2 separate regions of the Homo sapiens genome follow, and region 1 is linked to region 2. A link is an interaction called in ENCODE POLR2A ChIA-PET data of the cell type or tissue named here. Cell type or tissue: OCI-LY7. All regions are shown on one strand. Each heading gives the region's core, and the rest is flanking DNA. Links, peaks and the distances in the headings are about the cores only.

Region 1 (12,709 bases), core at 1,770-9,769, 97 kb before region 2:
GAAGGCCACATTAGTAAGGATTGACTGACATGTTACAACATCTATGTAAAGAGAGTTAAAGAGTATTACATTTATATTGAGAGTGCATAAATGTTATAATTCCCCCATATCTCTACTAAAAAGGTATTATATATAGTATATGGAAAAGGGATTGATAGTTAAACGAGGAATATAACTTCCTTTGGGAAATAAATTCTTTGCAAGATGGCTTCATTTTAATTTCATTTTTTATATTTTTTGAGACAGGGTCTTCCCCTGTTGCCCAGGCTGGATTGCAGTGGCACGATCATGGCTCACTGTAGCCTCGACTCCTGGGCTCAGGTACTCCTCCCACTTCAGACTCCTGAGTAGCTGGGACCACAGGCGTGTGCCACCACACCCAGCTAATTTTTATTTTTTGTACACACTATGTTGCCCAAGCTGGTCTTGAACTCAGGCTCAAGTGATCCTTCCACCTTGGCCTCCCAAAGTGCTGGGATGAGCCACTGAGCGTGGCCTGCAGAATGACTTTATATCTCGTGTAGGGCAAGGTTACAAGAAGTTTAATGATATGGAGTGGTTGAAACCCTCTAAGCCAACTGTTATTAATTAGTTTTATAGGTTATTCTTGGAGCTGCCACTTCTGTAACTTTTCTTGGTTAATCTTTAGGTAAAAAGGGGACAGATTGATTTATTAGCCATTAGTTGGCACCTAAAATTCTTTCTAGTTATAAATTCATGTGTCTCCAATGAGAGACCTAAACATTTTCTTATTGTTCTGTACTTCCTCTTGGGCACCCACCACTGAACATCTTAACCCTTATTCTAAGAGGTTTTGTATATAATCAGCCCCAGGGCTGCTAGAAGAGAGAAATGACATTTCCTAACCAAATTCAGCTTCTTCAGCTCAGAAAAAAGGATCTTTTTTGTAACAACATGAAAACCTATACAGGGGTTTAATCAATTTTCTCTATGTCCATTTATCCCATTTTCCCTTTTAATTCTGTCATTTGCCTTTGAAAAGGTGAGGAGAGGGACACTCCTATGTCTTGAAGAAGGTATATATATATATGTGTGTGTGTGTGTGTGTGTGTTTTGGTAGAAGATAGAACTGTATATATACATAGACCCCCTGTTTATTTGCTTGACTTTGTAATAACCATCAGAGGACTTTTTAAACAGCATTTCCACTAGGAAAAGCTGAAGCCTTATGCTACAAATTTGGCATCTTTTTTATTCGCAGGCTGAAATTCTAACCCTCCTCCTTCACCAGTATCTCTAAGTTACCAAGAACTCAAGATATTTTTTAGAAGTTTGATATCTTGACCAAGTTCTCTTGAACCCCCACTGGATAGGTGACAGAACTAGGGATATTCCTTAATGCCCGTATGTAGACATATTTTCAGGGCAGGGATAAGAAGTCTGCTACTACATTTGTAGTCTGCAATTTTATGCAATTCTAAAAGATAAAAAAAGAAATTGAAGTCAGGAGTACAATGTAGAAATTCCTATCTACAGCTGAGAATGTTAATCATATAGAAGTGAAGTTGGGGACAGAATGAGCATTCACTGAATCAAGATATGAGTAGATTAAGATTCAGCTTGGTTTATTTTGTAACAAATGTCTTACACAGCACTGGAAATATCCATCTTAACCACAGATGAGATAGGTGCAAAAAGGAAGGGTTCTTTTAGCTTTCTGAATAGAAATTAAGATATTATAGCTGTTCTAGATTGGGTGAGTGGTAAAGCCTGAGAAGCTTAAAATGAAAATGTAATATATCTTAAGAACCTCCAGAGTTTTGAGAAAGTAGTTTTCAAGTCAGTCTGTTATTAAATATTTTGGACCTTTTGTCCCAAAATTTTGCATGTAGTTTCAGGAGTTTTCCATGAACCACAGCTCTAAATAGTCCTGTTGCATTCCAAAGTAATTTTTAGGCTTGACCCCAAGCTGTTGGCACATTAAGTGATTTTGCATGGAATTGATTAAATAGTACCTAGCTCCGAACCATCCAAATAAGGGTTTGTCCAAAGTCAGGTCTGAGAGCAATATACAGTATAATGTTATCCTGAGACATTGACATTTTCTGGTAGAAGATATTAATAAGAAAGTTAACTAAGTATTAGAACATTGACAGATTGGTGTTTCAGAGGCTGAACAGCTTGATGCATTCTTCAAATTGCAGACTTTACAAAGTAAGGTAATGTAGTACTTCTCAACTTTAAAAATCTATACTGGGTCATAGCCTCCTTTTTCCATACTGGTATTCTACAGAAGGCAGAAGAATCTTGAGAGTAAGTTGCAAAGACAGATAATTCAGCCTGAAACACAATTATATACCCTATTTGGCCAGGACATAGTCTTTAGGCAAGTAAGTACTGGTCTAGTCAAATTCCTTAAGAAGTTATAACTTCTTGGCTTCCAGGTCTAAGAACACTTCCTGATGACTGCTGAATATGAAACCTGGCTTTACCATTTACTAACACTGTGGTCTTGCATAAGTTAAACTTATCTATGTTTCTGTTTCCTCATCTGTAAATGGGGTGGGAGGAGGGAGGAAAAAATAATATCTATCTCATAGGATTGTTAAAGCACTTGGAGCAAGACCTAGTAAGTGCTGCATAAGTGTGTTTTGGTAAATTAACACTAGCCTGGCTTTTCTAACCTAGCAAAGTTTTAAACCTGAAAGTTTGGATTTGCCAGTCAATAATAATACTGTTTGATTTGTTTTGACAAAATTCAGCTCAGCCAGCAGTGGCTTTTGAGTGATTTCTGTGTGGCAGCCATTGCTAGGTGTAGGTATACTTGAATTTAAGTATGTGCAGTGGGGAGGGGTATGTTATATGGTTCAAAACTAATAAGGACAAACATGACCTTATAGTTAGTAAATGATTTATGAAATGGTTCATTTGATTAATTGTACAATCAAAAGAAACTTTTTTTTTTTAGGAGACGTGTTCTTGCTTTGTCACCTAGACTGGTAGTGCCATGGTGTGATCATAGCTTACTGCAGCTTCAAATTTCTGGGCTCAAGTATTCTCCTACCTCAGCCACCCAAGTAGCTGGCATGAGCCACCACACCTGGCTAAAATGAACATTTTTAAGCCCAAGAAGTCTAGTTCCTTTTGAAATAAGACTTTCTGGGCCCTTTGTATACATTTCCATGCTTTTAGAAGGTAGCTTTTAATAATATGTACAGACTGCAATTTAATTTTTTAGTAATAATGCCCCAAGTGCTAAAGATAAAACTTCTAAAAATTTTGGCAGCTGGGTGTCGTGGCGGGGCACCTGTAATTCCAGCTACTTGAGAGGCTGAGGCAGAGCCTACTTGAACCCAGGAGGCAGAGGTTGCAGTGAGCCCAAATGGTGCCACTGCACTCCAGCCTGGGCAACAGACTGAGACACCATCTTTAAAAAATCTAAAAAATTTGAAATTTAATGTATTTATTACCTTAATCCAGTTTTATATGTATACACAAATTGGTTATAGTATCTATTTTGTTACCAACTGATAAATAAGAAATAAGTCAAACATCAGTAGATGAAAGGACAAGCAAAATGTGCATTATATTGTGAAATATATATTTGATCTTCATTCTTGTGTTGTGTCATACAACTCCAACAATCCTTAGAATCTCCAAAGTGAAGTATCCTTTTTTTTTTTTTTTTTTTTTTTTTTTTTTTTTTGAGATAGAGTCTCGCTCTGTCGCCCAGGCTGGAGTGCAGTGGTGCGATCTCAGCTCGCTGCAAGCGCTGTCCTGGGTTCACACCATTCTCTTGCCTCAGCCTCCCGAGTAGCTGGGACTACAGGTGCCCGCCACCACACCCAGCTAATTTTTTTGTATTTTTATTAGAGACAGGGTTTCACCATGTTAGCCAGGATGATCTCCATCTCCTGACCTTGTGATCCACCCGCCTTGGCCTACCAAAGTGCTGGGATTACAGGCGTGAGCCACCGCGCCCGGCCAGTGAAGTATCTTTGTATGCTAACAAGTTGACTGAAAGCCATGCACCTCTAGGTAGCTATTGGATGGATGTTAGTTACCCAGAAACAGGCAGGATTAGAGGGTTGGGATTTACAGTCCTGCCTGTTAATCTCTGGGTAGGAGAGAGGGCGTGAAGGTTAAGTTGATACCAACAGCCAGTGATTTAATCAATCATTGCCTACTTAACAAAGCTTCCATAAAAATCCAAAAGGACTGGATTCAGAAAGCTTCCAGATGGCTGAGCACATGGAGGGTGGCATCCCCTTCCTACATGCCTTGCCCTGTGCATCTCTTCAACTGTATCCTTTGTAATATCCTTTATAATAAACTGGTAAATCTGTCTCCCTGAGTTCTGTGCGTCGCTCTAACACATTAATCAGACTGGAGTAAGAGGTTGTGGGAACCCCAATTTATAGCCAGTTAGTCAGAAGCATAGGTAAAACAACCTGGGGCTTTAGATTGGGATTGGAAGTGGGGAGCCCTCAACCTGTGGGATGTGACACTGTCTCCAGGTAGATAATGTTGGAATTGAACTGGGTGGGAGGACACCCACCTGGTGTCCACTGCAGAAGCGATTGCTTGCATTGGGGGAAATCTCTCATACATCTGGTCACAGAAGTATTCTGGTGATTGTTGTGGTGTGAGTGCAAAGGACAAAATAGTTTGTTTTAGGTACAATGGAATATTTTTCAGCCTTGAAAAGGAAGGGAAATTCTAAGACATGCTACAATGAAATAAGCCTGTCACAAAAGGACAAATATTGTATAATTCCACTTGTATGAGGTACTTAGAATAGTCAAATTCATAGAGACAAAATGGTGGTTGCCAGAGGCTGGCAGGAGAAGAAAATGATGTTATTGTTTAGTGGGTATAGAGTTACAGTTGGGGAAGATGAAAAATAAAATCTGGTGATAATTGCACAATAATGTGGATGTATTTAATGCCATGGAACTGTACACTTAAAATAGTAACTTTTATCTATATTTTACCATAATTTAAAAAACACAACATTATTTCCCTACAGTGACCAAGATACAAAAACCACTCATTTTGGAAAACAGCTGTAGGAAATGACAACCTCCCTTACTCTCTCACCTCTGCACTTCCCCCACCTTATCACCTGCCTTCCCCCCCCCAAATTAATTTGCTAAATGTAAATTTATGTTTATAAATTTTATATTAACTAAATTTTGGTAAATATAGTGTACTTGTTTAGGAGCTTTGTGTTTTTTGTTTGTTTGTTTTTGTTTTTTTTTGAGAGGGAGTCTCACTCTGTCACCCAGGCTGGAGTGCAGTGGCGTGATCTCCTCTCACTGCAAGCTCCACCTCCCGGGTTCATGCCATTCTCCTGCCTCAGCCTCCCAAGTAGCTGGGACTACAGGCGCCCGCCACCACGCCTGGCTAATTTTTTTGTATTTTTAGTAGAGATGAGGTTTCACCGTGTTAGCCAGGATGGTCTCGATCTCCTGACCTCGTGATTCGCCCACCTCGACCTCCCAAAGTGCTGGGATTACAGGTGTGAGTCACTGCGCCTGGCCAGGAGCTTTGTTTTTAGTAGCCGGAACAACTTTGAAAACCTGAAGTTTTTCAAATTATAAATTTCTTCATTCTTTTTATATACTATGGAAGATTGTATCTGAAGCTTATGAGAACATCTTAGTTACAAAGTTTTAGAACTAGAAGAAACCTTATTATCAGTTTATGCTTTTCACTTTGTAGAAAAGGAAAATGAGGTATAAAGAGATTGACTTCCCTAAAGTCACCAGCTTTTTAATAGTAAAACTAGAACTGAAAGCCATGGCTCTTTTGATTCTTAGTGCTCTTTGGACTACACTGTGCTATCGTGCTGTCCAAAGGCTTCGTTGGCATCTCACTAGAAGAATTTACTGGGTAAAATTTTTAATTACATTATTGGACCAAGAGTTAAAGCTGTACTATGTTCTCGAATATTTGTAAAGTATCTTCTGGTCCCATTGAAGAGATAAACAGAACATACTTGTTTGCCCTATAGACAGGGTATGAGTGTGTGTGAGAGAGAGAGTGCGTATGTGTGTGTTTGTGAGAGACAGACTGACACTGACTACTCTATCTCCAAAATCCTCTTTATTCTAGCAGTTACAGGAGTTCCAATTCTGCAGTCAGTCCTATTCAGACTATAGGCCTTCTGGGTCAATAGGCTTACACAAATATAAAGGAAACCCAATTTAGTTCTTTGCTTAGAAATATGAACAGTCAAGAAAGAAGCATTCCAACAGCATGAAACCCAAGATGAACAAGCATTACCTGAAAAACACAAATGAAGAGAACAAAAAGAAAAGCTTTATAGATATAGTGGATAGTCCTAGGATTCCTAAAAAGGAATTCCACATGGAACAGAGAAGATGGAGAGGAAATAGAAGAAAAATTATCTGAGCTAAGTAAAGACTCGGGGCTTTAGATCAAATGGACCCATTAAGTATAAAACAAAATGGACAAACAATAACACACATTTAGATAATAGGCTTATGAAATTTCAGAGCTAAGGATGTAGGGAAATCTCATAAATATTTTTGAGAGATGAGAATCACTTTTAAAAAATCAGATTGGTAGACACTTTTATTACTTGGTACTAGAAAATGTGGACCAATGATTTAAATTTCGAGGAGAATTTTAAGAAACAACCTATAATTCTGAAGCAGACCTAGTTTGCTGTAAGTGTGGAAGTATACATAACAGTGTAGTTTACTTCGCCAGACCTTTGGGTAAGGGGGTGGGGGGTAGTGCTTGGGAGTTGTAGTACAGCAAAATCAAACAAAAAAATCTTACAAAAAGGAGCTTGAGATTCAGAATCAACAGAGGTATGTGATGAAAAGAAGTACTAGGTAGGCAGGCAACTGGGCTGTGAACTAACCCAGAACATAATTATTTCAAATTAAAACAGAAATCACTGGGGTCTAAACATGTCTTTAAGAACAACATGGATTTTGTTGAACAAATTCTAATAAATTGGAATATGTTAAATGTAATAAAAAGGCAAAAACTTCAGAAAATTAAAGCCTCTTCTGAAAGTCCAAATGTGAAGCAAACGAAAATGTGCCTTATTTTTGAACAGTGAGGTGTAATTGAGTATCAAGAATGTAAACACCTTGACACTTGGAATTTAGTGACATAAAATTGCTGTTTATTCTCTGAGTTTTACCATGCCCCTTGGATGGGCAGTGAATGACACTGTAAGTACTTTTTATTATCCAATTAATGAGAATCAACCAATAGATAAAAACTTAATAAATTGCAAATGATATAAAACTTAATGTGAAACTTAATTGTATAGTCAGCAATAATGGTATATGATTACATGGGGGAGCCAGAAGAAACTTCCTAAAGTTGATAGAATAAGAAATACAGGTTCAGCTATAATATCTAAAGTTATAACTAATACAAACTAAAATAAATCAGAATGAGCATAGAAGGTGGGAATTAGGGTAAATCTTCTCAGTCTTTCGTGTGTGTGTGTGTCTGTGTGACAGAGTCCAGCTCTGTCACCCAGGCTGGAATGCTGTGGCACAAACTTGGCTCACTGCAACCTCTGTCTCCTGGGCTCAAGCTATTCTCCTGTCTCAACCTCCCGACTAGCTGGGATTGCAGACATGCACCGTCACTCCCAGCTAATATTTATTTATTTATTTATTTATTTATTTATTTTTATTTTTAGTAGAAACAGGGTCTCACCATGTTGGCCAGGCTGGTCTTGAAACTCCTGACCTCAAGTGATCGACCTGCCTCTGCTTCCTAAAGTGCTGGGATTCCAGGTATGAGCTACCTTGCCCAGCCCGCTCAGTCTTTTATAATGAGGCTACACTGTGATAAGAAATAATGGATTTTTTTAAAAAATGAGTATGGTAGTAAGCACTAGAAGAATTAAAAACAAATGACCCAAAATTGTAATTTCTGAGAACAAGGCTGAGGTTTGGGTTGGGATTAGGGAAGAGACTAAAGAAGTTTTAAGTGTTTTTTTGTTTGTTTGTTTGTTTTGGTCATTTTTTGTTTTTTATCAGTTTTGTACATGTATGTGGTCAGGAAGCCAAATAATTCTACAAATTCCCAGGGGCATTTAGTTATTTTTGAATGATTCTTTTGGTGTTTACTTCCATGTCGCTAGATAACAGTATTATATTACTACTTCTTACATGTTGACATCCCACTTACAGTAGAGAGCATAGCTGTCCCCCACCAGTATCGCACAAATACGCTCCCAGATCCCCCAACTTCCCTGTGTAATTTGCCATATCAGTCTCTTTTAAGATATGTCTTTCAGATTAGTCTGATTCCTCAGAGGAGGTTTTCCCAATATAAACCTCTACTCTTATGAGTTGGAGACAGTATCTAGGGAACTTCATTTTTTGAAGTGGACTTTTAACCAATCCTAATTTTAGCCTGGCGAGGAGACTTTTAAAAAATAGTGTAACATGCGGTTTGATTTTTTTTTTTTTCTTTAGACGGAGTCTCGCACTGTCGTCCAGGCTGGAGTGCAGTGGTGCAATCTCGGCTCACTGCAGCCTGTACCTCCTAGGTTCAAGTGATTCACCTGCCTCAGCCTCCCGAGTAGCTATGATTACAGGCGCCTGCCACCACGCCTGGCTAATTTTTTTGTATTTTTGGTAGAGATGGAGTTTCACTATATTGGCCGGGCTGGTCTCGAACTCCTAACCTTGTGATCCGCCCGCCTCAGCCTCCCAAAGTGCTGTGATTACAGGCGTGAGACACTGCACCTGGCTGGTTTGTTTTTTTTTTTAAACTTTGTCTTGTAATACTTTCATAATAGCAATGTTATTTCTTAAAATATCAAATCCCTATTGTGGAACTTGACTAATATTTATTTGCATACAGTAGTAGTATTATCACCGTTTACGTTTTTGTCTTTTCACTGTAGCTCTAATATGTTTTACAGCAGTTTCAGTTGCCTAAAAAACAAAACCTTTGTTGTTGTTTGGTAAAGTTTTTTTAACTTTATTGAAACACCTTATTTTATTTACTGCTTGGTAAATAAGGGTTGTGTGGGTCCATGCTCATATGCTGTATTGACCTGTAAATGGTTTTATAAACTTTTTGTATAAACTCTTAGAAATAATCTTTTTTGTAACTCTTAGAAATTCAAACTGGGGTACCCATAATATGAACCTCTTTTTAAAAAAAGATTGTATTCATTATTTATAATCAATAATCCTTAAATTTTGTGAGATTTGTGACTACATTGACTAGATAATATTGAGGTACATATGGGTGTTCTATGGTATGAAAAATACTGAGTAGGTACTCACCTGAAAAGTTTCTCAGGGACTTATTTTACTTATAAACTAGGGAATAATGTGCATTGTGGAATGTTTCTGGAACAATGTAATATGACAGCTTTTCTATGAACTTTGAGTTTGAGGATAAGCATGATTTGGATTCTTAGAATAGAAATGCCAAAAGCTGATGATTAGGGAGAGAAAACATGTGTCTGTTCATGTCTAGCTTACGCTCAGCAACAGGTAAAGGTGTGACTTTTAAAAGCCCTGAGCTAATTGTACTTTCCAGTCACCAAAAGTTTTATAGGAATATGTGATACTAGCATATGCAAAAACCAACAACCTATTTTACTGCTCCATCAGTAAGACTTTGTTCACTTGTTAGGACATTGCTCTGGTGGATCATCAAGATTGTAAGTGTTTAGGATACTGTTTTGGACTATGTTCAGAAATTCATTAGCTAATAGTCACAAGTGTTTTTTACACTTTCTCATGGTTTACTTGCAACTTCAGCTTACAAGGAACCTCTCAAGAACATGAATCCTTTTGATTCATCAAACCGTGGATTAAAACATATAGATAGCCTAATTGAGTTGCACTGCTCATTTTTAATAAAATGGCTTTTATGTTAGAATTGGGTTAGAAATAAGTCTGTGTCATAAAGATAAAATTTTCCAGAATAGTCTTGTGTAGGCAATCTCACTTAGTTCTGTGTGTTTTATCAATGTTCAACAGAAAGATCTATGAGATTTACGTATATGTACTTTGATGGAAAAGCCAGGAAGGAAGGTGCTCTTTAGCATTTGAAGCTAGTATGAATTTAAAGCATGGAACTGTTTGTTCTGGATTGTCTGGGTTTCAAAGGTTTTCGTTCAGCACTGCCCATTAGGGCTTTCTGTAGTGAAAGAAATATTCATACTATGCTGTGTAACTTGTAGCCACAGTGGCTGGTGGGATTGAAGAAGTGAATATTTAATTTTAGGTAATTTAAATTTAAATAATCATATGTGGAGAGTGAGTGCTTAGCTAGTGCAGTGTCTAGCAGTATCAAGAAACTGAGGGAAAACAAAAGTAATAAAAAGCACTGCATTAAAATAAATAGGACTTCTGACCCAAATTAGTTTGCTTGGCACAGCTTATAGACTCTTTACCCTTAATTTTCATCTTCTACTATAATGTCATCATAGATCTAACATCTTCATTTCTGAACCTTACTAGCTTTTTTTTTACTAGGATAGTAAGTTCACAACTTACACTAGAACTGACACTATTTTGATGTCTCTGGTTGATGCCTCCTATCTTCACCTCAACTTTCTTTTTTCGTCTAACTCCAGTACTTTCCACCAGTGAGAAAGGACTCTTATTTGCACATTGCCCAGTACATTTTTTTTTCCATTTGAGAAACTCCTCTAAATTTTTCTAAACTCAAATTATTAAGGCGTTTGTTCAGTTTACCCCAACAAAACCCACACTTCTAAGGGTGTTTTCAAGTGACCCATTGGCACTGTTACACTCTATATCTAGAATCTTATTGGTATTTAAAAATTGCAACTTTACCTTAAAAGTACCAGACATGATTCTTTTTCAAAGAAGAGGTTTTGCAAAAATTTCTTCTTTTAATTCAAAATATTAAAACATTAATATTTTTAAATTTTTTCTCCGAGTTTAAAAACTCATGTAGCATGCAGTTCATCCAGTTTGTGTCTTCAAGCAGAGCTGACTTTTTCCTGCAAAGTCACCTGAATTTTGAGCCCTTTGATCTCACAGATGAAACTTGTTTCATCTGTGAACCCGTTTCATCCATGAAACCCTGTCTCTACAAAAAGTACGAATAATTAGCCAGACATGGTGGCACACACCTGTGGTCCCAGCTGCTCGGGAGGCTGAGGTAGGAGGATCGCTTGAGCCTGGGAGGCGGAGGGTGCAGTGAGCCGAGATCACGTCACTGCACTCCAGCCGGGGCAACAGAGTGTGACGAGCTTTGGTCCTGCATAAGGCATGCCCAGATAAGATAGAAAATGTTTTAAAACATTGTTACAACTAAGTACCTCCTGTTCAAGTTGTAGTTAGTGAGTTAGTGGATTTTTTTTTTTTTTTTTTGAGACAGGGTCTCCCTATGTTGCCCAGGCTGGTCTTGAACTCCTGGCCTCAAGAGATCCTCCTGACTCGGCCTCCCAAAGTGCTCAGATTACAGGCATGAGCCACTGTGCCTGGCCCAGGAAACTTTGATACTGTGTTTTGGATGCTTCATCTTCTTTCAAGGTGAATATTCAGCTTCTCTGTATGTACTAAACTCTGTAATGTGTATGGCTTTCTAAAAACCATAACACTCAGAGCTTAGAGTTTCACATGTAGCTATACTTTGAATACTACTACAGATTACACAGAATGATATTGCATCCCCAGAGTTATCCATAAATGGAGTAATTCATCTTGAATTTTAGACTATAGTTCTTAACATGAAATCTAATATATCAAAATTTAAATGGTTTATCACATACAGTGTACTGAGCATAGTTGTCAACATATCACACAAAATGAAGAAAGATATAAGCATTCTTTTAAATGTTTTCTCTAAACCTGCTTTTAAAGACTTTTAATGCTAGTTCAGTACAACAAAAATCTTAAACCTTATAATAATTAGTAGTAATATGAGTTGGTCTGCATTACCAAGAAACTATTACAAGGAGATCAAAAGGAGATTTTTTTTCCCCTAGTAAATTGTTATTATGTCAAAAATTGACAGGAGTCATGTCAGTAATTTCTTACGTTAGAAGAGAGGAAGGAGATACAGTAGGTCATTCTATTTAGGGACTTTTTTTTACATTAGTCTTCCTGTTTTGCTGAGAAAGAATCAGTTATTTATCTTTTTTCTTTGTCATTGAGGAGGAAAACGTTACCAGGAGAAGCAGATTCTTAAATTATTATTTCATACAATTTTAGGAAATTGCTCTTGCTGTAAGTGAAGAAATTGTTGAATGCCCTGCCAAAAGGAAAACCTTAATTTTCACAATGGGCCATCTGTTTAACATTGAGGTGACCCCCTTTTTTTTTTTTTTTTGGAGACAGAGTCTTGTTCTGTCACCCAGGCTGGAGTGCAGTGGTGCAATCTCGGCTCACTGTAACCTCTGCTTCCCGGGTTCAAGCCATTCTCCTGCCTCAGACTCCTGAGTAGCTGGGATGACAGGTGTACGCCTCCACGCCTGGCTAATTTTTATATTAATTATTATTATTTTTTTAGTAGAGATGGGGTTTCACCATGTTGGCCAGGCTGGTCTCGAACTCCTGACCTCAAGTGATCCTCCTGCCTTGGCCTCCCAAATTGCTGGGATTACAGTCATGAGCCACCGTTCCCGGCCTGACCTTTCATTTTGTGTATTTATTGCAAGAGGGGCAAGATTCCCTCCTCCCTGGAATAGGGTCCTTCTCTGTGTTTCATAACACATTGAGTGATTTGAGTAACTTGCAAGGCTTTT
Region 2 (12,709 bases), core at 2,016-10,015:
ATAACGAGGTCAGGAGATCGAGACCATCCTGGCTAACACGGTGAAACCCCATCTCTACTAAAAATACAAAAAAATTAGCCGGGCGTGGTGGCGGGCGCCTGTAGTTCCAGCTACTTGGGAGGCTGAGGCAGGAGAATGGCGTGAATCCGGGAGGCGGAGCTTGCAGTGAGCCGAGATCGCGCCACTGGACTCCAGTTTGGGCGACAGAGCAAGACTCCGCCTCAAAAAAAAAAAAAAAAATCAGCTTGAAAAATATTTAGCAACCTTACCCATACTTGCTGATGATATCTTTTATAGAGTTAAGCCTCAGTATCTTATAGATTGTACCATTATTCCAATAGATATTTTCAAACTGTCATCAAATGTTACAGCTTGGTTCTTTCTGTTTAGGTAAGGTCTGAATGGATTTGTACTAATTTCAACCTGTATTTTATTTTTAAAAAATGGCCAGGCATGAGTTATTGTAAGCATTTGGTAAACTTTTAATTTTACAGTTTTAATTTTGTTTTTTCTTTTTTTTAGAGAGGCGATCTTGCAGCCAGGTGCAGTGGCACATGCCTGTAGTTGTAGTTACTCAGGAGGCTGAGGCAGGAGGATTGCTTGAGCCCAGGAGTTCGAGGCTGCAGTGAGCTGTGACTGTGCCACTGAACTCCAGCCTGGGTGACAGAGCGAGCCCTGTCTCTTAAAAAAAAAAAAAAAAAGAGAGAGAGAGAGATGGTCTTTAATTTTGTTTTCTACTAAGAAATTTTTGGGAGAAGGTAAACAGGTTTAAAAGACATTTTGTTCAATGCAGTGCTTTTCCAAAGCTCTTATTCGGGGTGCTCATTAGGTTGGTGGTTTGTTGGGAAGTGTCACCTTCTAATTCAGCTCATTAACCTTATTCTGGGAGACAGGCAGCAACTTCTCTGAAAAGGTTGCATGGAGCCTCACTCTAAGGCAGTCATTTGGATAGTACCAAAATACCTTTATGATGTGTGACAGTTCATAAACAGTTTCCAAGTTTGTTAATTCATTTGATTATCATAACAACTACTAAGCAGTGAGAACAGACACTATTGTCCTGTTGTATAAGGTTCTAGAGGTAAACAAACATCCAAGAACACAGAGCTATTAAGTGGTGGAGGGAAGCTTTGAAAGCTAAATTTTTGTGATTCCAAATCTCAAGTTCTTTTTACAACTTTATAGTAAAATCTTTTAGATTCTTGTGTGTGTGTGTGTGTGTGTGTGTGTGTGTGTGTGTTGTGTGTTTAGATGAGGTCTAACTCTGTATCTCTGTTTGCCAGGCTGGAGTGCAATGGCATGATCAAAGTTCACTGTAGCTTCAACCTCCTGGGCTCAAGTGCTCCTCCCACCTCAACCTCCCAAGTACTGGGAGTACAGGTGTGCACCACCACACTGGCAATTTTTTTCTAGTTTTTATAGAGATGGGGCTTCACTATGTCACCCAGGTTGGACCTGAATTCCTGGCCTCCAGTGATTCTCCCGGCTTGGCCTCCCAAAGTGCTGGAAGCACAGGTGTGAGTCACCGTGCTCAGCCTTTAGATCCTTACATAAGCATATGCTTAACTGCTACCAAATAGCAGTCTTTAACCCTCACCAAATCGTATTACTTGGCATAAATGGTGGCATCCCTGGGTTACAAGGATGTATAGGGAAGACAGAGGCCAGACTAAAGTCATGATGCTTAGTGGCATCTTAGCAACTAGGTATGTGCTGTCACAGTTTTACCTCAAAGGAATAAACTTTAGTAAAGTTTAAATAGATTAGGACCATCTGTTGTACAGTTTCTTCCCATTATCCCATCACCATAGCAACCCACATACCAAATAAGCAAAATTGATTGGGAAAGATTACAAGAAAGTGTCAGTAAAGGTGGCCTCCATTCCTAGTTCCAAAGTTATCTCAGGGTTTCAGCTGGTGCTCTATCTTCCTGTTGCCTGGAACCTTGTGACTTTTAGCTCACATTTAGTCCCTGATGGACCCCTATACTCTCAACATTTGGCACCAAAGGGTTCTCCTGGGTTTTTGCATGACTTTCCCAATACCCAGTCTTCATAGATAAGAACAGTACCAACATTACATAAATGCTTCAGGTCAAAAAAGAAGAAAATAAAATAATTTCTTTTTTGTTGTTGTTGAGATGGGGTCTTGCTATGTTGCCCAGGTTGGCCTCAAACTCCTAAGGCTCAAGCAATTCACCACCTTGGCCTTCCAAAGTGTTGGGATTACAGGTGTGCGATGCCATGCCTGGCCAAAGGAATTTCTGTTCTAATAGATTGTACAGACTTTTCAAAATGGATTATCAATGATCACCGAGTGGCCTTTATGATAATAAAGAAAAATAAATAAAAAAATGTTAAGCATTTATTAAGTATCAGGCAGTATGCTAAGGGCTTTGCATGCATTGTATAATTAATTCTTTCAGCTACTTCAAGAGATGAATATTATTATCATTCTCATTTTACAGATGAAGAAACTGAAGCCAGAAAGTTTAAGTAGCTGGTCCAAGCTCACTTCACTTATAAATTATGGGGCTGAAATTTTCACCTAAGCTTAGAGAGGCATATTGATCATAAAAGCACGGTTTGGGGAGAAAAACGGAAGGGCATATGGGCCAAGAGGTGGTTGAAATAACCACTGACTTCATTCCTTAAGGCTAAATATGCTTTTATTTATACAAAGCTTCTAAGGTTTGAAAATAAACAAGAGAGACTGAAATAATAAGTGAGGTGATCAATATGTTAATCGACTTGATTTATTTATTTCATTGTATACATATATCAAAATATCACACATTATACCCCATAAATAAATTTATTATTTGCCAATTAAAACATTTAAAAGGCTGGGCACAGTGGCTCATGCCTATAGTCCCGGCACTCTGGGAGGCCAAGGAGGGAAGATTGCTTGAGTCCAGTTAAGGACAGCTGGACAGCTTGGGCAACATAGTGAGACCTCATCTCTACAAAAATAAATAAAACTCTTTGGGCATGGTGGCACATACCTGTACTCTCAGCTACTCAGGAGGCTGAGGTGGGAGGATCATTTGAGCCCGGGAGGTTGAGGCTGCAGTGAGCCGTTGATTGTACCACTGCATTCCACCCTGGGTGACAAAGCAAGACCCTGTCTCAACAACAACAATGGCAACAATAACAGCAACAACACAATTTGAAAAGAGAAAACAAGTGAGACTAAGATGAACCATAAACAGGCGTTAGTTTTATTAGTATTGGGTAGCTGACCAAAGTATTTGCTGTGCTGATACATAAATAATGCCCTATGAGAGGATTCTTTTCTGCTGTGCAAATCAAATTCAAGAAACGTGCCAGAAGAAACAGCACAGTGTAGACTGAGTTGCACAGTAGTTCCTTCGCAATGCTGAAGTGGGTAGAGTAGACCAATTTATTGATTTATTTTTAGACAACATGTTTATCTTTTTGTATTTGTGCTTTAATACAGTTAAGAGAGCCAATAAATAGTTGTCATGGGTAGCCTGGTTTTAGGTCTAAAAGTCTCACAGATACACATATCTTATCTCTTGATTCATTTTGACCTGATAGCCATGTCAGGGATTTTTTCCCATGTGAAGCTACTGAAGTGAAAATAGCTGTATATCCTGTAGACACTTGGAGGGCTGTGATTCAGGGGAAGAATCTTCCCATTTCCTCCTATGAAGAGATGGAAAGAGGAAGGCTTGCATCTCATACAGAAGCTTTGATGGATTACTCATCTCGTGCTTTCCTTGGTGTCTGTCCTTGGGACATTTTTTCACATCAGGTCAAAGTCAAAACCAACAATCACACAAAGAAACTAACAGAGACAACTACATAGATGAACATCCTTACTTTTCCTTTATAAATCTTTTAGAAATGAAAAATACTGAGATTATAAACCACCATCCCCAGTAAAAATTCTCAGCACTGAGGCCCTAATGGGCTTCCCTTTGATGCAGGGCAGGTAAGCCCCAAAGCTGGGGCTTAGCCAGCGAGAGTTCTTGCCTTGCCTTTGCCCAGGAAAGAATTCAAGAGCCAGCTGGTCATGTTAGAAAGCACCTTTTTTTTTTTTTTTTTTTGAGACAGAGTCTCAAAGGCTTGGGTGCAGTGGCATGGTCACAGCTCACTACAGCCTCAACCTCCCAGGCTCAAGTGATCCTCCTACCTCAGCCTCCTGAGTAGCTGGGACCACAGGTGCATGCCACCATGGCTGGCTAATTTTTGTATTTTTAGTTGGGACAGTATTTTGCCATGTTGCCCAGGCTGGTCTCAAACTCCTGGGCTCAAGTGATCCGCCCACGTCAACCTCTCAAATTGCTGGGATTACAGGCATGAGCCACTGCGCCTGGCCTAGACAGCAACTTTTATTGAAGCAGCAGTGTACAGCAGCAGCAGAGGTACTGGTTCTGTGGAGAAGGCCACCCCACAGGCAGTGTGCCCAGAGTGGCAGCTCAGAGGCAGTTCTGCAGTCATAGTTATACCCACTTTAAATTACATGCAAATCAAGGGGTGGATTATGCAGAAATTTCTAGAAAAAGAGTGGTAACTTCTGAGTCATTGGGTCATTGCCATGGAAAGGGGCAGAAATCTCTGGGTGTTGCCATGGCAATGGTAAACTGACATGGCACTCTTGTGGGCATGTCTTACAGAGAGGTATTTTTATCTCTTCCCTGTTTTAGCTAGTCCTCAATCTGGTCCAGTTTCTGAGCATCACCTCCAGAGTCCCACCTCCTATCTCACCTTGTAGACAACATTTCACATGTGTTGTCACAACTCATTGCTGGAGGAATCAAGCATGTCCTTTGGGACTCTACTGGGAGGGGACTGTACTGGGAGGGGACCGTACTGGGAGATGGCTCTTGGAAGCTTGTGCTTGGTTACTTCTGGACCTCGCCCATGTGCCTTTTCCCTTTGCTAATTTTTCTTTGCATCTATTTACTGTAATAAATTTTAGCCATGAATGTCATTATATTTAGATTTCTAGCAAATCACTAACCTGGGAGTGGTCCTGTAGATCCCTGACACAGCCTCCTTTACTAGATTTTTCTAAGTATTAAGTGTGATTATATTGGCATTATATTATAATAATAAGTAATTAATAATAAACACTAATAAATGAAAGATAGCAAAATTACCTTATGATAACATGGAAAACTTGAGTCATATGCTAAAGGACATGAGATGGAAAAAGAGCATTAGCCAAGCCTGAAATTTTCTGCACATTTTCCAAAGTGGATTTTTAAAAAATAACCGCAAATAAGTGCAGAGCTTTTTTTTACACTAGAACAATTAGGATGCCTTATTATTGTCTGAACTCTTCTGCTTGCTTGAGTCAATGAAAACTTTACACATATTGGCTAGATATATTCTCAGATATCTTCTGCATGTAAGCAAAGGGGAGAAATATTGTGCCGTTCTGAGCCTTTGAGAAAATTTGCCTTACCCACTTCCTGTGTTTAAAGAAAGGCAATGTATTAATATCTGGCAAGAGCACATTTGAGATCGAGACAAGAAGACAACAGGATGTACTTTCTTCTTGTCAAGATAGAACTTCATGCCTGGCTAATCAACTAGAAAGTCTGATTTTTGCATGCCTCAGGAAAAAGCAATCATAGGTGGTTTTGAGAGGAGGGTTCTCTAGTGTTTCCTTCCCTCAGAGCCGAGATCTTACATGTAAATTGATGCACTTCTTCCTGGGGCATCCAGCTTTCAACCACCTTCACATTATGTTTAGCAAAAATAGATGAAAATTTGTAGCCATGTGCATATTTTGATTACTGCTCCCGCTCATATACTCAGTGACATGAAAGACTGCCAAGCTTACATAGGACCTAGCGCAAGAAAAGGCTCCGCAGCAGGTCTGGGCCCTGTCGCTTGGGCCATATGATCCTGCAGATACACTTGCATTGGAGGTATCAGTTATGAGAAAAGATGCTATGTGTTCAGTGTGCAGATAGGTAGATTAAAAAGAGAGAAAGATGCTATATGGGTTTTGTGGCAAGTGCCAGTGGAAGAATCACAACTCAAGGCCTTGGGAATCTGGAGCAAGGCTATGCCATCTCTGGTGGAGAATCACATGCCTTTGGAAAAACTACTCCTACCATGCTACAAGGCTCTGGTAGAGACAGAAAGCCTGCCAATGGTTGCCAAGTGACCAGGCAGTGAAACTTCTCATTGTGATCTGGGGCAAATCAACCAAGTTATAAGATAAGGGGACACCAGCAGGAATTCATCCTAAAATGAAGGTGCTGCCGGACTGAAGAGAAGCAGGACCAGAGGGCAGAAGTAAGCTGCATGAGCAGCAGCGCAGACTGCCAATGTACCTACCACTGTTTTCCCATTGCTGCGCCCTCATAGCTGAATGGGGGATTCTTCATTGCAAGTTGAAAAAAGAGAAATTTGAGCTTGCTTTGTAGATTGCTCTGCCCTATGTATGAGTGCAAGCTGGAAGTGGATGGTAGCTTCTCCACAGTCTGCTCAAAGGTGGTCTTGAGAGACAGTGGCAGGGGAAAATCCTCCCAATAGGCAGTGCTTTGAGGAGGGCACTTGGCTAACCACTTTGTGTGGAAAGAGAAGTAGCTTGAGGTTAGGATATATACAAACTCATGAGCAATGGCAAATGGTCTGGTCAGCTGATTTGGGACTTGGAGGGAAAAAGATTGGAGGTCTAGGGGAGAGGGATGTGGATAGACATACGGGAATGAGCATAAAGTGCATAAAATGTGAACATCCACCAGAGAGCACCCTCAAAAGAGTCACTAAAAACCAAGTAGCCAAAATGTCCTAGCCAGTTGACTGACAGACATCTCTGTCATTGGCCACCCCAGTGTTGGCATGATAGACACACGAATCAAGTGACCGTGGTAGCAGAGATTGAGGTCACTCATGGAACAAGCATTGTGGATTCCCATTTACCAAGACTGCCACTACAAAACGTGCAGCTGCCAGCAACAGAGACTAGGGAAGAAGTTGACTACATTGGGCCCCTTTCATTCTGGAAGGGCCAGCAGTTCATTCTCAAGAATAGAAACATTTTCTGTGTCTGGATTTGCCTTTTCCTGAATTCTGGGCCTCAGGCAGAGCCGCTGTGGTCTGTATCTCAGGACAGGGCTCCCAGGCCAATGCATTCTTCCTTGTTCACTGCATTCTTTCCTGGCCAATGCATTCTTCCCAGGCCAGTGCATTCTTCCCAGTTCAGTGCATTCTTCCCAGGCCAGTGCATTCTTCCCAGTTCACTGCATTCTTCCCTGGCCAGTGCATTCTTCACTGTCAGACCCTGACATAGCTGGTAGTTAGAGACTATCTATTGACTGCAAGCCTTAAAAGGCAATCTGGGCAGTGGCACCACTGTCTACTATCCAGAATCAGCTTTTTTCTTGTGTTTTCTCTCCCATTTCCCTCCAGTACTCAGGTTCCCACTGTCTCTCCCATTCCTTTTTCTCTTTCCTGAAAAATCTTAGCCTGCCCTCCGGCCAACCATCTCCAGAGCTAAGTGCAAGAGAGTAATGGGAGAAATATTTTTGTCCCCATCTTCTTTCCTTTAGTGATTGCCAGGTCTGAGCTGGGTTAAGATTTAACAGGAGCTGAGTCAGGCTTCAGTAATCATTCTTTCTGTTTGCATAGCCCTTTGCAGTTCTCAAAGTTCTTTCAAATACAGTTTTGAATTTTACTTCTCATAACTTCTCTGTGAAAAGTTTAGCATTATTTTTCATCTTATGAAGAATCTGAGGTCCAGAGAGGTTAAATGACTTACCCAATCTATACAGGTTTTTGTTGTCAGACCAGGTCTTCTGAATCCAAGTCCAGGGCTTTGTTGGCTATATCTTAGCTACTATCCCTACCTTGCAGTGGGAAGATTGAGGAAAAGACAAGAAATTACTTGCACAAAAAAGATAAGAGCTAGGCTGGTGTGGTGGCTCACGCCTATAATCTCAGCACTTTGGGAGGCCGAGACGGGTGGGTCACCTGAGGTCAGGAGTTCGAGACCAGCCTGACCAACATGGTGAAACCCCATCTCTACTAAAAATACAAAAATTAGCTGGGCGTGGTGGTGGGCGCCTGTAATCCCAGCTACTTGGGAGGCTGAGGCAGGAGAATCACTTGAACCCAGGAGGCAGAGGTTGCAGTGAGCCAAGATTGCGCCATTGTACTCCAGCCTGGGTGACAAGAGCAAAACTCTGTCTCAAAAAAAAAAAAAAAAAGCTAATGTTGAGTGGGGTGATTGCTGACTGGTTTCCAGGACCTACCAGCTGGATGTTCGTAACATACTGAATGGAAAGAACTGGACTAAAGAACGCGGTTTTATCCAAATAATTTTTGTATCTATGTCCTTTTCCTAGAGCCACCAAAAATCACTGGTTACTATCTGGAAATGGAAAATAAGCATTCTTTCCTGTCCCTCAGCCTTCACTGTCCTCCTCTGACGGTCTTCTCTTCACATAGCACCAGAGTGACTCTTCATAAAACATAAGTCAGATCATGATACTCCCTTGCTGAAAGCCTTCTGATGGCTTCCCACAACTCCTAAAAGACAACTTTTTTTCTTTTTCTCTTTTCTTTTTTTTTGTCCCACATGGATCTACCTTTATTTCTTGTGACAAAATATAACATTTATGCTTTTTTTTTTTTTTTTTGAGACAGAGTCTCACTCTGTCTACCAGGTTGGAGTGCAGCATCGCGATTTTGGCTCAATGCAACCTCCACCTCCCAAGTTCAAGCGATTCTCCTGCCTCAACCTCTGGAGTAGCTGGGACTACAGGTGCCTGCCACCACTCCTGGCTAATTTTTGTATTTTTAGTAGAGAGGGGGTTTCGCCATATGGCCAGTCTGGTCTTGAACTCCCAACGTTAAGTGATCCACCCACCTCAGCCTCCCAAAGTGCTGGAATTACAGGCGTGAGTCACCACACATGGCTGAAGACAATTTTAAGCCCTTCCTGTGGCCTGCAAACCTTTACATGGTTTGACCCCAGGATACCTCCCAGCTATCTCCCTACTCCGTTGCTCACCTACCTCCAACCACAGCAGACTCCTAGCTGTTTCTCAAACACATGGGATACATTCCTTTTCCAGAGCATTTGCAATTCCTTTTTTTTTTTCTTTTCCTGGAAAATCCTTTCCCCAGATGCTTGCACCGCTCATTCCTTCACTCCATTCTGGCATCTGTTCAAATGTCTTTCTCAGTGAGGCATTCCCTCACTGCTCCCTGTCACGCAGCCTCCTGGTTGCTCTCTTTCTCTTTACCCTGTTGTATTTTTCTTTTGGGCACTTATTACACTATGACATTATGTAACGTAATTATTTGTTTATTGTCTTCCTCCCCCTACCTCAACAATAAAGTGAGCTCCACATGGCAGACACTGTGTCTATTTTGTTCTTTGTTATGTCTTCAGCTCCTGGAATGGGGCCTGGCACACAGTGAGATTTCAATATAGACTTGTTGAATAAATGAATACATCTTTAGTTTTATTTCTTCCATTTCTTTGTGAGGAATCATGGACTCTTGTCCTTAATTCAACTCTTGGGATTGTGGTGAATTATTTATTCTGAAAGGTATTGTTATAACTCAAAGTATTTACCAAAAAAAATATTAACTTCCAGCCTCTTCCTTCTAATTGGAAGTATCCAGTTACTTCAGCTCCATTCAAGGTAGTCGGGATCCTCTGTGTCAAAGAGGAATACATGGGCTTGACCTCCAAAACATCCATGGCCAGTTCTGCCTGTCATTACCAGCTCCGGTCATCTCTTACTGCAACTTATCTTAGGAGTCCTTAACATAGAGTTCATGAACCTCAATGAAATCAAAGGACGGACTCTGGGGTCTCATGAGTCTTCTGAATATGCCAGAATATAGTGCTCATTTTTTCTAGAGGGATGGGCCCTAGCTTTCTTCAGATTTTAAAGAGGCCCCGTGCCTTCTATAGAGGCTAAGAACTCCTCAAATAGTTGTAATTGTCACCATTTACCACACCTCCATCCATTCTTTGAAGCCACAAAGCTGGGTGAGAGCATTTTATGATAGAAGAGTATTGACTTGCCGGGCACGGTGGCTCATATCTGTAATCCCAGCACTTTGGGAAGCTGAGGTGGGTGGATCACCTAAGGTCAGGAGTTCCAGACCAGCCTGGCCAACATGGTAAAACCCTATCTCTACTAAAAATACAAAAATTAGCCTGGCATGGTGCCTGTAGTCCCAGCTACTTGGAAGACTAAGGCAGGAGAATAGCTTGAACCTGGAATGTGGAGCTTGCAGTGAGCCGAGATAGTGCCACTGTACTCCAGCCTGGGTGACAGAGCTAGACTCCATCTCAAAAAAAAAAAAAAAAAAAAAAAAAAAAAAAAAAAAAAGAAAGAAAGAAAAAAAAAGCATATTGATTGGACAGAGGTTCAGAGGAGCAAAGCCCTAAAGTTCTCCTTTCTTTCTCTAAGAGGGTGTTACAACACAAAGAAATATGATTACTGTCAAAGTTGGCTATGAATACTAAAGGATGAAAACCTAGGGTCATTCTAGCAATCCATCTCTCCTTCCAGCCATCTCTAGTCATTTAGAGAATAATATGTGATGTATGTTCATAAATATTTAAGCATATCTATCCATCCATTCATCCAGTCATCTGTCCATTCATCTCTACATCCATCCATCCATTCCTACATTCCTACATCCATACAAAAAAACTCCCTATTGCAAGTATTTCTCGAATGAATCAGACACATTCTGCTTTCTTTTCAAATTTGAATCCCAGTGGTATAATTCCATTGCCAAGTCCACTGTTGTTCTCTTGTGTTTTATTTATTTATTTATTTATTTATTTATTGAGATAGTCTTACTCTGTCACTCACTGTAACCTCCGCCTCCCAGGTTTAAGTGATTCTCATGCCTCAGCCTGCCGAGTAGCTGGGGTTACAGCCATGTACCACCATGCCTGGCTAATTTTTGTATTTTTTTGTAGAGATGAGGTTTCACCATGTTGGTCAGGCTGGTCTCGAACTCCTGGCCTCGAGTGATCCACCCGCCTTGGCCTCCCAGAGTGCTGGGATTACAGGCGTGAGCCACCTCACCTGACCTTCCATGTTATCATTAATGGAGTTCTGATCTTGGAAATTAAGAATAATGCTTCCACAGTTAGGGAGACCAAGGCAGGTGGATCACTTGAGGCTAGGAGTTTGAGACCAGACTGGGCAACATAGTGGGACCTGGTCTGTACAACTTATGTTTTTTTTAAAAAACATTAGCTGGGCAGGGTGGTGCCCCTGTAGTACCAGCTACCCTCCAGAAGCTGAGGTGGGAGGATCACTTGAGACCGAGAGGTTGTAGTGAGCCACGATCACACCACTGTACTCTGGCCTGGGCAATGAAGTGAGACCTTGTCTTAAAAGTGAAAAGAAGAGAAAAAGAAAAAGAAAAGAATAATGCCTCTAGTAACAATTTCAAAATACTGTCCAACACACTTTGTTTCCTTTTTTGAGACAGGGTCTCCCATGCAATCCAGGCTGGAGTGCAGTGGTATGATCTTGGTTAACTGCAACCTCCTCTTTCCGGGCTCAAGCGATCCTCCCACCTCAGCCTCCTGAGTAGCAGGGACTAAAGGCATATGCCACCACATCTGGCTAATTTTTGTATTTTTTGTAGACATGAGGTTTTGCCATATTGCCTTGGCTGATCTTGAACTCTTGGACTCAAGCAATTTGCCCACCTCTGCCTCCCAAAGGTGGGCATTCCTGCCACCTGCAGGAATTACAGGTGTGAACCACCATGGCCAGCCCCAACACACTTTTGATGGTGGTTAATATTTATCAGTGAGAGTCAAAATAAAAATATTTTTGCTTCTTGAAATGAAAATAACTTTATTTTTCCTGTTTAAGAATTGATGTAAAAATTCACACTTTACTAAGATTTTTTAAAAAGTCAGTTAAAACCAATTCTAGTTTTGCCTAGATGGCATCACTAGTGATATTTTAGTAATTTCTCTCTAGACATTTTTCTGCAGTCACACACACCCATACACATTTACTTTTAGAAAAATGGGATTATATTATACATGCTATTTTAGAATTTGCTTTTCTATTTCATATATGATTAGTAAGTTTCATTTAACATACATTTACATCATTTAATGGCTACAGATAATCTATTGTATTGATAAAATGATTTTCTTTACTTCTCTTTTCTTTTTTTTTTTTTTCTTTGGGACAGAGTCTCGAACTGTCACCTGGGCTGGAGTACAGTGGCATGATCTTGGCTCACTGCAACCTCCATCTCCCAGGTTCAAGCAATTCTCCTGCCTCAGCTTCCCGAGTAGCTGGGACTACAGGCACCTGCCACCACGCCCAGCTAATTTTTTGTATTTTTAGTAGAGATGGGGTTTTACCATGTTGGCCAGGCTGGTCTCAAACTCCTGACCTCGTGATTCACCCTCCTTGGACTCCCAAAGTGTTGGGATTACAGGCGTGAGCTACCGCGCCTGGCCAACAAAATAATTTTTAAAACAACTTTCCATGACGGGATATTGAGATAATTCCCCTTCCCCTATTATTATAAACATTGTTGGGTGAACATCCTAGTGCAAAACATCCATGTTGACTTCTTCAAATATTTCCTTTGGATACAGTCTGTGTCTTGTTCTCATTTTCTATAAAATAAGGAGTTGAATTGGATGATCTCTAAGGTTTCTTCGAGGTACTAATTCAATTCTGGAAGATAAGTTAAATTTGGTTCTC

Evidence for each region. Peaks named below come from ENCODE experiments on the same cell type or tissue, not always from the same donor. Only the 100,000 strongest peaks of a DNase experiment are listed, where the experiment ranks them.
Region 1: POLR2A ChIA-PET joins it to region 2 with 11 read pairs; 4 of 35 experiments call an interaction of 5 or more read pairs at or near these places.

The regions. Positions count from the first base shown.
Region 1 is chr9:71,885,046-71,897,754 of GRCh38, reverse strand. The region is part of intron 1 of ABHD17B (abhydrolase domain containing 17B, depalmitoylase); the gene reads left to right. Among named protein-coding and RNA genes, the nearest start is that of ABHD17B, 20 kb to the left of the region's middle. In OCI-LY7, for the core only: no CTCF peak of the experiment used is centred there; a DNase peak (open chromatin) is centred at 5,764; H3K4me3 peaks cover 3,242 bases; H3K27ac peaks cover 6,095 bases.
Region 2 is chr9:71,788,423-71,801,131 of GRCh38, reverse strand. No RefSeq gene overlaps it. Among named protein-coding and RNA genes, the nearest start is that of CEMIP2, 26 kb to the right of the region's middle. RefSeq lists enhancers at 5,640-5,729, 6,266-6,814, 6,815-7,364. In OCI-LY7, for the core only: no CTCF peak of the experiment used is centred there; DNase peaks (open chromatin) are centred at 4,051 and 5,551; H3K4me3 peaks cover 1,537 bases; H3K27ac peaks cover 2,064 bases.